2 separate regions of the Homo sapiens genome follow, and region 2 is linked to region 1. A link is a contact called in ENCODE Hi-C or POLR2A ChIA-PET data. All regions are on one chromosome and are shown on one strand. Each heading gives the region's core, a stretch centred on a gene start or an enhancer-like site at or near the end of the contact. The rest is flanking DNA. Distances are from core to core; before and after follow the strand shown.

Evidence for each region. Hi-C counts contacts between places; a loop is a spot of excess contacts on that map. ChIA-PET counts read pairs that join two places held with the same protein, here RNA polymerase II (POLR2A). Pooled maps may share reads with other maps.
Region 2: a loop to region 1 is called in a pooled map, with 9 times the contacts of the local background. The contact joins the enhancer-like site here to the promoter of SMNDC1 in region 1. A Hi-C loop is called at or near these places in 1 of 168 maps with a recorded cell type or tissue (K562), 1 of 37 single-sample maps with no recorded cell type and 7 of 50 pooled maps. POLR2A ChIA-PET finds 5 or more read pairs at or near these places in 2 of 52 experiments (GM12878 and HCT116).

The regions. Positions count from the first base shown.
Region 1 is chr10:110,301,019-110,306,484 of GRCh38, reverse strand. It overlaps SMNDC1 (survival motor neuron domain containing 1), which reads left to right and starts at 1,565. Exons shown (of 6, transcript NM_005871.4): 1 at 1,565-1,737; 2 at 2,898-3,017. The coding sequence starts at 2,898. RefSeq lists a silencer at 1,734-2,053.
Region 2 is chr10:110,770,682-110,776,429 of GRCh38, reverse strand. The region is part of intron 1 of RBM20 (RNA binding motif protein 20); the gene reads right to left. Among named protein-coding and RNA genes, the nearest start is that of PDCD4-AS1, 97 kb to the left of the region's middle. RefSeq lists enhancers at 1,668-1,857, 748-1,947. Within about 2 kb of position 1,334, at least 4 of the 41 ENCODE cell types and tissues checked have a DNase peak (open chromatin) inside an H3K27ac peak, as active enhancers do; they include HCT116, where a contact is called at or near this core.

The DNA of each region.
Region 1 (5,466 bases), core at 316-2,815:
CACAATTACAATAACAGAAGTTCTCTAAAACTACATTTTATTTTAAACGAATATTTATTTAAAAGCACATGCTTTCTGTTTTGTCTGCCTTCTTAATTCTAGCTACACACTGCTGCCCTCTGCTGCAATTTCAATCTTTCACACTCACAAACCCGACCTAGTTTCCATCTATACAGGTTATCTGACTCACTGCAAGGGTTATGTGTGTGTGTGTAGAGAACAAAAGGGAAGGCTCCTTGAAAAGAAAACTAGGAACTAAAGATGTTGGCACAGTTCAAAAGAGCCCATCTGAGAAGTGGGCCTTTTTTTTTTTTTTTGAGACGGAGTTTCACTCTTGCTGCCCAGGCTGGAGTGCAATGGCACGATCTCGGCTCACCGCAACCGCCGCCTCCAGGTTCAAGCGATTCTCCTGCCTCAGCCACCCGAGCAGCTGGGATTACAGGAATGCACCAACATGCTCGGCTTTTTGTTGTTGTTGTTGTTGTTGGTTTTTTTTTTTTGTATTTTTAGTAGAGACGGGGTTTCTCCACGTGGTCGAGCTGGTCTCGAACTCCTGACCTCAGGTGATCCGCGAGAAGTGGGCCTTTTTATGGATCCAGCAACAAACTCCCAACCTCCCAGGAAAGGTTGCTTCCTGTCATCTATATAAAACTTTGTGTCTCAGGCCTTTATTGCTTTTTTAATTGAAATAAATTATATATATATGGTTTAAAAAAAAAAGAAAAGGAAAAAGGGTAAACAGCAAAGAGGGTAATCAATAAAACATTTGGCTTCCACTCCAAACCTCTGAACAGTTTTGTGTATCCGTCCAGAAAGCGTATATATTATTACAAACATACACAAGGGGCATTTCTTTTTGAACACAAATGTGAGTATTCCTACCACTCTTTACCATTCTAGACTAACTTGGACGTTGTTCCCTATCAGGCGAGATTAACCCAACTAAATTAAAACCAAGTAGGTTTTAACAAAACAGATTTTAAAGAAATCAATCTTCTCTCCAATAGGTTATTTCTGTCACGATTTAATTAGCTTTCTGTTACTACTAAGGCTTGTATCATATAAAGTAGTGGTTCTCAGGCTGGGCGCGGTGGCTCACGCCTGTAATCCTAGCATTTTGGGATGCCGATGCAGGAGGATAGCTTGAGCCCAGGAGCTGGAGACCAGCCAGGGCAACGTAAAGAGAGCCCCCACCAACACCCCCCGCCACCCACCACCACCGCCCCGGAAAAGCAGTGGTTCTCAAACGTCAGCGGACATTGGTATCATCTGGTGAGCTTATTAAAACAAGAGTCTCTGGATTCAGGAGGTCTGGGGTGGGGCTTGAGAATTTGCATTTCCAATAAATTCCAAGCCGGAACTCCAGGAAGATAACCTGCATTCCGCGCCTGGCGAAGCCCAGCTACGCCATTTCCTTCCTAGGCCCCGCCTACTTCGTGTCCCTGACAGCCAGGGACTGGCTAGAGGGCGCGCGGAGTCACGTGAGTCGAGCGACCTCGCGCGAGAGTTTGTATTTCTCGCGAGACTTCACCGTCTCTGTCTTTTCCTCCTTCCAGTGCCCGGCGTTCCTCCCTTCCCCCTCGCCGCCGACCGAGTTCTTCCTTTTCAGACCGGGTCGCCTTGCTGTCGTCGCGGTGATTTTCCTGCTACTGCTACTGCTGCTGCTGCCACCGCCACTACCACTGGGCTCATTTGCCCCGACCCCTTCCCGCCGCCCCGCCCCCAGCCCCACACAAGGTAACAACCCCCCTGAGGGAGAGAGTAAGGCCTGGCCGGGCCCGGGTCCCTCCCGAGGTGAAGCGGAGGCCCAAGGCTGAGGAGCCCGCCTCGCCGGAGACGCCCAGGCGCTGGCCCTGGATCCCGGAGCCACGGCCGTCTCTCAGCCAGAGCTGAGCCTCGGCGGCCCGGCCGGCGCTGGCCTCCGTGCGGCGGCGGCAAACACGGCCCGCAGGGGACCGGGTCGGGTGGGGCTGGGCGCCGCGCGGCTCCCTGTGGAGCCTGCCTGTTGGAGCGCGGCGGGGCTCCGGCGGTGGTCTTGGAGCTGGCGTGTGGATTTCCACGTCCGAATGATCGAGTTGTGGCGGGCTTTGAGGTGCTGCGTGGCGGGGAGGAGAGCAGCCTGGGTCGCTGTAACTCTTAGGGGGCCTTTGCAGGCTCCCAGCCTTTGGTTGGACGGGAATTTTACGAAGGAGAAGGGTCCTCGGAAACGTGGTACATTTGCTTATAAACCATCAAAAAAGGTTAATTGGTATCTTATTTTCAGGAAAATGACTGAGCTGGATTTGGCGAAAGGCACATTCGTTAGAATGCCTAAATGGGAGAGTACCTGTGCTGTTCTTTTTGCTGAAGATAATGCACCGATAAATATTTAAGCGACTGGGCGAAAGATTTTTGTTTTGGAGAGGCACTTTTAAATACACTCTTAATTGAATAGTTCAAGTAAAGATCGTAGTTTGTGTAGTTAATTTAAAAACGCACTTGTTTGGCTTTGGAAGCATACTGTAGTGCTTAAAAATAAGTATTTGGATTGTTTTTGAAAGTTTCGACTTTTCCAACAGAGTAGTGCTTTTTAAAAAGATAACACTGATTATTGAGCCGAATTCAGCACCTACCCTGTGGATAGGAGTTAAAAGAAAATTAGAAATTTCTTTGTATCTGTATGCTTTTTTAAAGTATGGAATGTATCTCAAGTTTATAATCCTCAGAATCTGTTGCCTTTAAGTTTGTGGTTTAGCTGAAGTCTAAACTGAGAGTAAAGGTAATGGTGGTAAATTAAGCTGCAGTGTTAGAAGGAGTTAGAGGCAAAAACTGGTAATTCAGGCAGACAGGGGAGTTAGTTTTTTATGCCTTGATTTTTGGTTTAGTTTTCATGGTCTAACCCTTTTTATTTTCCCTAGATGTCAGAGGATTTAGCAAAGCAGCTGGCAAGCTACAAAGCTCAGCTCCAGCAAGTTGAAGCTGCATTATCTGGAAATGGAGAAAATGAAGATTTGCTAAAATTGAAGAAAGATTTACAAGTAAGTATGGGTAGACAATTGTACTTTTTCTCTGTTTTTCAAATTATTGCTTGAATCCCTAAGTACCCAAAGCGCCTTTTGAGGGGTTACACCCCACCCTATGTATATATGTAAATTCTGTAGGTACCATTGCTTGTAGAAGTAGGGTTGCTTCCCCAGTTCTCAGGTTTCTGTACATCAGAGTGAAATATTGTTCTTTGTTATATAAATCTTGTGTGCTTACATAATTTTTAAAAACTAAAGTTGATAGAAATTTCCAAGTCTGTCAGATTTTCAAGACGAGAGGTACATGTAACTTCACAATGAAAAACGCTTTTAGTTTTTAAGACCTGGCAAATGAAATTTAGTTCAAAAAGTAACAAAGATTGAAGGAGAAAAATAGAACCTTAAGATTCTTTTTAATACCACAAGATTCTTTGAAAATGCGTGCCTTTTTTTTTTCCCCAAAGCTAGTGGATTACATTTTGTATTGAAAACACACCACAAAAATGCCTAAAGAGAGACAAGTGCTTTGTATAATTGTTACATAGATGTTCAGACTTAAGGCTAGGTTTTACAGTAAAGTTGTTGACACTTGTGGAAATTGAACTATGTGGTGAAAAGGAGATCTTTGTCATGGTAGAGTTTAGTAGATAATGAAACCTTTTTTTGAAAACCTGCACTGGGATTTCAAGACAAACATAGAGCCATCATAGTAAATACCTTTTGTGTTTCAGGACACCAGACTGATTCAGAAAAATGCCATATATAATTTGCAAATATATATGACTTTTAAGAGCTTCCTTTAAATTCTGAACCTGATTTTTAAAAAGTTTCAAGGGTGTTTTGATTAGAGATTGCTTTACCGACTGAGTACTAAACTCAAATCTGTATCCTGTCTAAAAATTCATTCCCTCCCTTTATTATCCCACTGCCCGTTAAAACTATTACTATTTTAGGGATATCAGAACTGCAAACAAACTTAACGGAAATAGGGTCCGGATTTGGGATTCTGGAACTGCTTATCTGGGCGTAATTAAGATGAGTTGAATACTTTCAAGTTCTACATTTAGAATAAAATTGCAGTAGTATGTTATTTTTAAACACACACAAACTATCTGGGTTAATTTCAATATGAACAAGACCCCTCTTCGATACGTAGAAGCCAGGCCTGTGGGCTTCAGGGTGCCAGTCAATACAAAAAAGATGTTTTGGGAGCAGTTTCTCCCACTCCCAGGCCCTTAAGTGAGAAATAACCCAGTGGTTTGCCACCTGTCCATTTGATTTGCTCATATGTTGTGAGTATACATTGAAGATGAGGCAACAGAGGCACACCGACCTCTTATTTTCTTACACTCTGTAAAGTGCTTTCTGTTTGCCCCAAAGAGAGATGCCTTGACTACCTTTACCAACTTAAGCAGTCCTTTTTTAGGAAAAGAAAACACTGGGTGCCAATGTTTTGTATATTGCTTCTTGGGCAGTGGGAGGAGGGGTATTTGTTGAACTGGTTGGGTTGGGGAAGTTGGGAGTGGAGTTAGAAATAGCATTATCATCAGGTCTTTTTAATATTTCTAGAATAATTCCTCATTAGAGTCTGAGCAGAACTGCCTTACCATGTCATGATCATCATAGTGGAAAGTACTGTAGGGGGAAACCATTGTGATAAACACTGTAGTAAGCCCCTAAAAGGCTTGCTTGCAGGGGTTCAGTTAATAATGACCTGGAAATCATTTTTCTGTAAAGTATCCTCTTTTCTATAACCATTTAAAACAGCACTGTCCAGTAGAACTTTCTGTGATGATGGAAATGTTCTATATCTGCTATTCAGTACCATAGCCACTAGCCACATTTGGTTGGATATTTGAAATACAGCTAGGTTTACTTAGGAGCTGAGTTTTTAGTATAACTTAATTAGCCACACGTGACTACCATACTGGATGGCAAGGATTTAGAAGTGCAAGTTTTAATACTTCAGATAGTAATAACAGAATGTTTTTCCTGACCAGTCTTGATCAGAGTTTCTTCCCATTTTATTCTATCATTAGAAATTTCATTTTGGTCCCTAGATAAGGTCTATTTTGAATTGAAAACTACTCAAAAACGGAAACCATCTTTTAAGATGAGGTAATACTCTGAAAAGTATTTGGCTATAAGCTTCCACTCAGTAATTGTTGTCTCCATTGAGACTACACTTAACAGCTTCTATTTTGCTGTGGGGTTCCCCCCCTCATTCCCCTCCTTTTTCCTTCTCTGCCTTCTGGGATGTATCTCATGCTATGGGTATTTAATTCAGCTTGTTATATTTGGTGAAAAGTCTGTTCAGACTGATTTTGTGGCTTCCTCATATTAATATTTTTTGACCATCATATGGTTTCTAATTTCTTGTGTTCCTCTATAGAATTAGATCCTTATCCCAGTTATTAATTTGTTTGCCCTTTGTTTTATGACAAAATGCTTTTTTTGCATCTTT
Region 2 (5,748 bases), core at 85-2,584, 470 kb before region 1:
GTAGTCCAGTGAGGCTGGTTTTGGACTTATGGCCTCCAGAACTGTAAGATAATACATGTATGTTATTATAAGCCATTAAATTTGTGGCAATTTGTTACAGCAGCAATAGAAAACCAACACAATTCCCAAGACAATTAGATGCAAAAGTGGCTTCCACTAGAGAGGCGGTGGTAGGTGTAGGGGCTGACTGGACCTTGCTGGTATGAATTGATCCCCCCAGAGTACAGACCATCTGACCAAACATCCAAAGACCCTCTGGGAATGTAGTCAGGGGCCAATTCTGCACAAATAGGGGCCCAAGCAACGTGTCTCAGACCTGGCCAGTCCAAGAACCACATCCCTCTGGCAACAGTGATTGGCTCATGGGGGAACACTCTCGGATACTTTGTTAGAGCTATCAGGCATGATTCTCTGTCATGCCATGGTTGCTAAATTGTTGTTAAGCCATCACTTAATGACAGCCTGCTTGAGAATAAAGCCAACTCAGAAGATGCTGGCCTGAAGACAGAGGTACAGGCAGCTCCTTGATGACTTCCTAGGAATGCCTTGAGCCAGCTTCTCCTGAATCCACCCTGTACTTTGCTGGACATGAAGCAATGCATTTCCTTTATTTGCTTAAAGAAAGCCAACCTACGTAAACCACGGGCATTTAACCATCTTTTAAAGACGGTTCCTGTCTGTGGCCCACATTGACTTGAAGGTTCCTGGTCACCCTCCAGTTTCCTCTGCAGGAGTGGACTGACTGTGAGGACCCAGTAGTTGGAGCTACAGGGTCACTATCATCATCATAGGGAGAAAAGAGGATTAGAAGATAAGGAGTGGGCAACTGCTGAGAGAGGAGGCAGCAGGCATGGGGATGGGATTTGAGGGATCCAAGAGAGTCTTAACATCTGGTTGGTGAACCAGGACTTAAAGGGCTGTGGAATAACAAGGACACAGCTGAAGTGCAGTAGAGTGAATGTGCGTAGATGTATCAGCAGGCTCTCTCCTGGTAATGTCCAGCCATCCAGAAGCAGGAGCCAAGAACCACAGCCCAGAGCATGGTAGTGCCTAAACTCATGCACCGGCCACATCTGCAATAAGCACAATATCTTCCAAGATAACCAGTTCAGGAATTTAAATTCACTTCCAGTGCAACTGGCTGAGTGGTGAATGCGCCATTTCTTCTTTTGTGCTAAAATATAGAAAGTAATCGAGGTGAGAGGGCTGATGACCAGGCAAGAAAATATTTTCTAGGTATGACCACACTATAAAGGTGTGGCCAAATAAATGCAACGCTGAAGGTCAGATCTTTAGAGCAGAGTTGAGAATTTATGATCTTTCCATGTCTTTATGACACATTCTGCTAGTGTCAACACAGGAGAGACTTAAAGCAAAGAGAGGATTAATGTCAACTTAACTAACAAGAACTACATTATAGTTTTCCTTCCTTCTGAACCATTTTTCTTTAAAACATTCCTTATTTATGGTATTTTGGTGGGAATTTCTTTTTAATATTTATCTTTCCTAGATCAAAAATTCTCAACTCTGCTATAATGCTTTCAGAAGCTAGGTCAGAATATGAACTAGAGAGGGACATTCCTGAATGTCAGGTTACAAAGGTGACAATGACAACACAACAGTCATATTGGGGCTAAAGTTCAAACTCTAGCTAGTGATCACACTTTAAGAGTGAGCTGAGGCCTTACAGACAATTTAGTTTAACTCACTCATTCTACAGACAAAAACAAAACAAAACAAACAAAAAGAAAACAACAAAAAACAAACAAACAAAAAACCGCAAAAGCCAATGAAGTTGGCGTCCTCTGTGAAACCGCCTAAGTCACACACCGAGACAGAGAAGAGCTGGGACTGGAATGCAGGCTGCCTCTGTCCTCAGGGCTGATGGAGGTAGCTGTGGTCGGATACACGCCTATCAACATATACCAGATGAATTCTCTCTTTGCAAGGAGAAGATGAGGCCACACACCTTTTGGATAGTGCTCTTTCTTGATAACAATAGGGCTGCTGGGTCTTCACTAGCTTGGCCTCTGTGACTAATTTCGAGACTACTGGGTCAATGCTGCTATTCTGTGTTTGGGCCTTAGCCATGACATTACCATATGATGATTCATATCACCATGACACCTCTTGGAATGATTCATAACAGCAATATAATCCTATCATCTCTCTTTTGTTTTGTGTTTTTCAGTTGGTGTGTTAATGAGTGTTCTCACTTCATTAGCTGTCTCATCTCCAGAACAGCCATATGGACAGCTAAGTCAAATATGACCATTTCCAGTCTATAGTAAGAAGACTGAGACCAAGAAAGATCAGATGAACCGTGTGAGGTCATCCAGTGAATAAGGGACTTGACTGGGACTTGAAGGAGGGTTTTTAAACTGTAAGGCCAATATTCTATCCTCTGTTTACACGTTCATTAAAGGGAGCTCCAAAAACCACATTTCTGGGCCTACTTCCTTTGGGCCAGTTAAACATGAGTTTGGGTTAGTTAAACATGAGTTTAACTAACATGTTTGGTATCAGATCCCCGGGCTTTCAGTCCACTGTGCTCCGTACGTCGCTTATCAGGCAGAGCACAGTCTCAGAACCAGGGGACTATGCAGTCACAATGGGGCAGCTGGTGGGTTTAGAACTGACACGAGAGGCCTGCCTTTCATGCTGGACTTATTAGAACGGCTCAAAACCTGCCAAAGAGAACTGATCCTGCAGCAAATGCAGAGAAAATGATACACATTCTGCTAGTGTCATCACAGGAAAGACTTAAAGCAGAGGATTAATGTCAACTTAACTAACGAGTCCCATAGTATAGTTTTCTTTCCATCCTTCTGAACCATTTTTATTTCTTTGAAAATATTCTTTATTTTTATAAAATGAGGGTATGGTATTATAGGTGAGAATTTATTTTTAATATCCATATTTGGTTTTTTTTGAAAATTTTAAAATACAGAAATATGAAGAGGAAAACAAACACTTATGAATTCAGTGCCCATTATCCAAAATGAATAAATGCTACTGTAATGGTCATTTTGCTTCAAAATTTTTTAATAAAAGAATATTTGACAGATAAAGCTGAAGCCCCCTTTGAGACTCTGCTAAGTTCAATCCCACCTTCATCTCCCCAGTGACATCCACATGTGGTGTGTCTATCTGTCTGTGTATCTGCCTGTATCTATATATAGAAAAAAAGCAGGAAAATAAGGGATTTTTCCACATGTGTGCATTTATAAAATAGTGCCTAGGACTGATATCAACAAAATTTCTCCTTAAGAACAAATGCATAACCTACCAAGTTTCCTCTAACACACTGAAGACTGAGAATAGCGCAATGGAGTGCAAAATCAGGAAGCTAGAAATCAGAAGACCTGGGCCTGGCCCAACAGCCCTTATTCACTCCCTGTGGGATCCTAGGTCAGTTAGTTTCCCTGGATCTCAGGGAGTTCTTTTTTTTGTAAAATGAGAAAGCTGGATGAAAGGATCTCTAAGGTCCCTTCACCTTTGAAATCTGATAACTCTAAGGTTTAATTTCCTCATCTGTCAAATGGAGATCGTAATGTCTGTTCCACTCACTGTAAAGATCAAACGTGATGTGCAGGTGCTCTGGAAAATATGATAATTATATTAACTATCATTATCATTGCTCACAAATTCAGCTATTTCTGCACCTGGCCACTCCTGGGAGTGCTTTTAAAGAAACCATTGTTATATATACAGTCATGTGCTGCTTAACAATAGAGACATGTCTTGAGAAATGTGTTGTTAGGCAATTTTGTCATGCGAACATCATAGAGTGTACATACACACCTAGGCTATATGATATACCCTATTGCTCCTAGGCTACAAACTTGCACAGCATGTTCCTGTACTGAATGCTGGAGGCAACTGGAACACAATGGTGAGTATTTGTGCATATCTAAATATGTTTAAACCTAGACAAGTACAGTAAAAATGCAGTATTATAATCTTATGGGACCACCATTGTATATGCCATCTGTTATTGACCAGAACATCATTATGCGACCCGCGACTGTATATGGCTTCGTTCAGAGGCATGTGTTGCAGGCCAGACAGCATGAAATAATTTCATTCTCTCTAACCTTGTTCTGTTAGGCAGTCAGTTCAGCACGGAGGCTCTCTTACCTATATCCCTGAAGATTTAGTAAATGAAATACCAAAAATACTTTATTATAAAATTCTCTCATCTACAAAGACATTTCCCAGATGGACCCACAGCTTTCAGAGTGAAATGTGGCTCAAATCCATTTAGGACAGGAGTTGGTTTGTCGGAGATGCAATTATTAAGAAAATCCACAATGGGCAAAAATTAATTGGTTTTGTGCAGTCTCAAATTGAGGAAGCTGGTTTGACTTCTGGGGTTAGGGGAAATCTTTCCATTTTCTCGGTAACATAAGATCTGGTGACCTCTCAACTGAGAAACTTTTCTTGGGAACATCTGAGTCTTTTGTAATGGAAAAATGAGCTTTTCGAAATGTATATTTTAAAACTGCTATGCAAAGCATTTGGTTTCTCTAAGAAACCAAATTGCTAATGTTTATACACACAAAGAAATACATAGGGATTTATAGATCAATCCTGGCCCAGTGATAGAAAATGTACACACAAGCATTGATGCCTTGGCATATACTGGCCCCTCTCCCTACACAACCTCCTCCCTACTCCCCTTCACCTAGATATCTACCATACTTTGAAATGTAGCTCACAGGACACCTCCTCCAGGCAGCCTTCTCTGGTTTCTGCTCCCATCCAGTGTGCACTGATGTCCCTTTCATGATCTTCAGAATGCCCTTCTGCTCCATCAGCCTCAACTGTACTCTCTTCTAACTCCACCACCTGCTCTCATAATTGTCTACTGAAGCACTTGTCTGACTTTCCCACTGTCCCATGATCATTCGAAGATAGGAACTATATGTGTCCCACACCACATCACAATACCTAGCACATGGTAGGTGTGTGGAACCAATAAACACTTCTATTCAATGGGCTAGGCATGGTGGCTTAACGCCTGTAATCCCAGCACTTTCGGAGGGTGAGGCAGGCGGATCACTTAAGGTCAGGAGTTCTAGACCAGCCTGACCAACATGGCGAAACCTGGTCTCTACTAAAAAAAATACAAAAATTAGCCAGGCATAGTGGTGCGCGCCTGTAGTCCCACCTACTCGGGAGGCTGAGGCAGGAGAATCGCTGAGATCACACCACTGCACTCCAGCCTGGGCAACAGAGCCAGACTCTGTCTCAAAAAAACCCACAAAAAAAACCAAAAAAAAATTTATCCATGGACATGCCTGCTCCATGTATATGTGTATGTAGATAATAGCTGTGTGTTCTCCCTTCGTTTTCTTGGCTTAATGTTCCCTGTGTATTGCTACAATGCTTTGAAAGATGAAGCTCTACAGAGAATGTGGATTAGATTCAGTCTTTGAACACGGACAAAATTATGTAAATATCACTAACCACATCAAGTATAAAATTGTAAAGTATTCAACAAACAGACTTCTTGTCACGTTTTTCCTTTTAACCAAATCGGAAGAAAATGCAATTTCAGTGTGTGCCTCTGAGGCGCTGTTAAGTGCCTAATCTACACGATGTTGGGATGAAACCTATGTTCCAGGACTGGTCCCCATGTTCTGTGAATTTTCTTTTCAGCAGTTTACATCACCGATATTTTTTTCTATTAAATGTACAAAGACAGTTATAAAATTCAAGCCAATTTGAAATGAAAGAATTTTG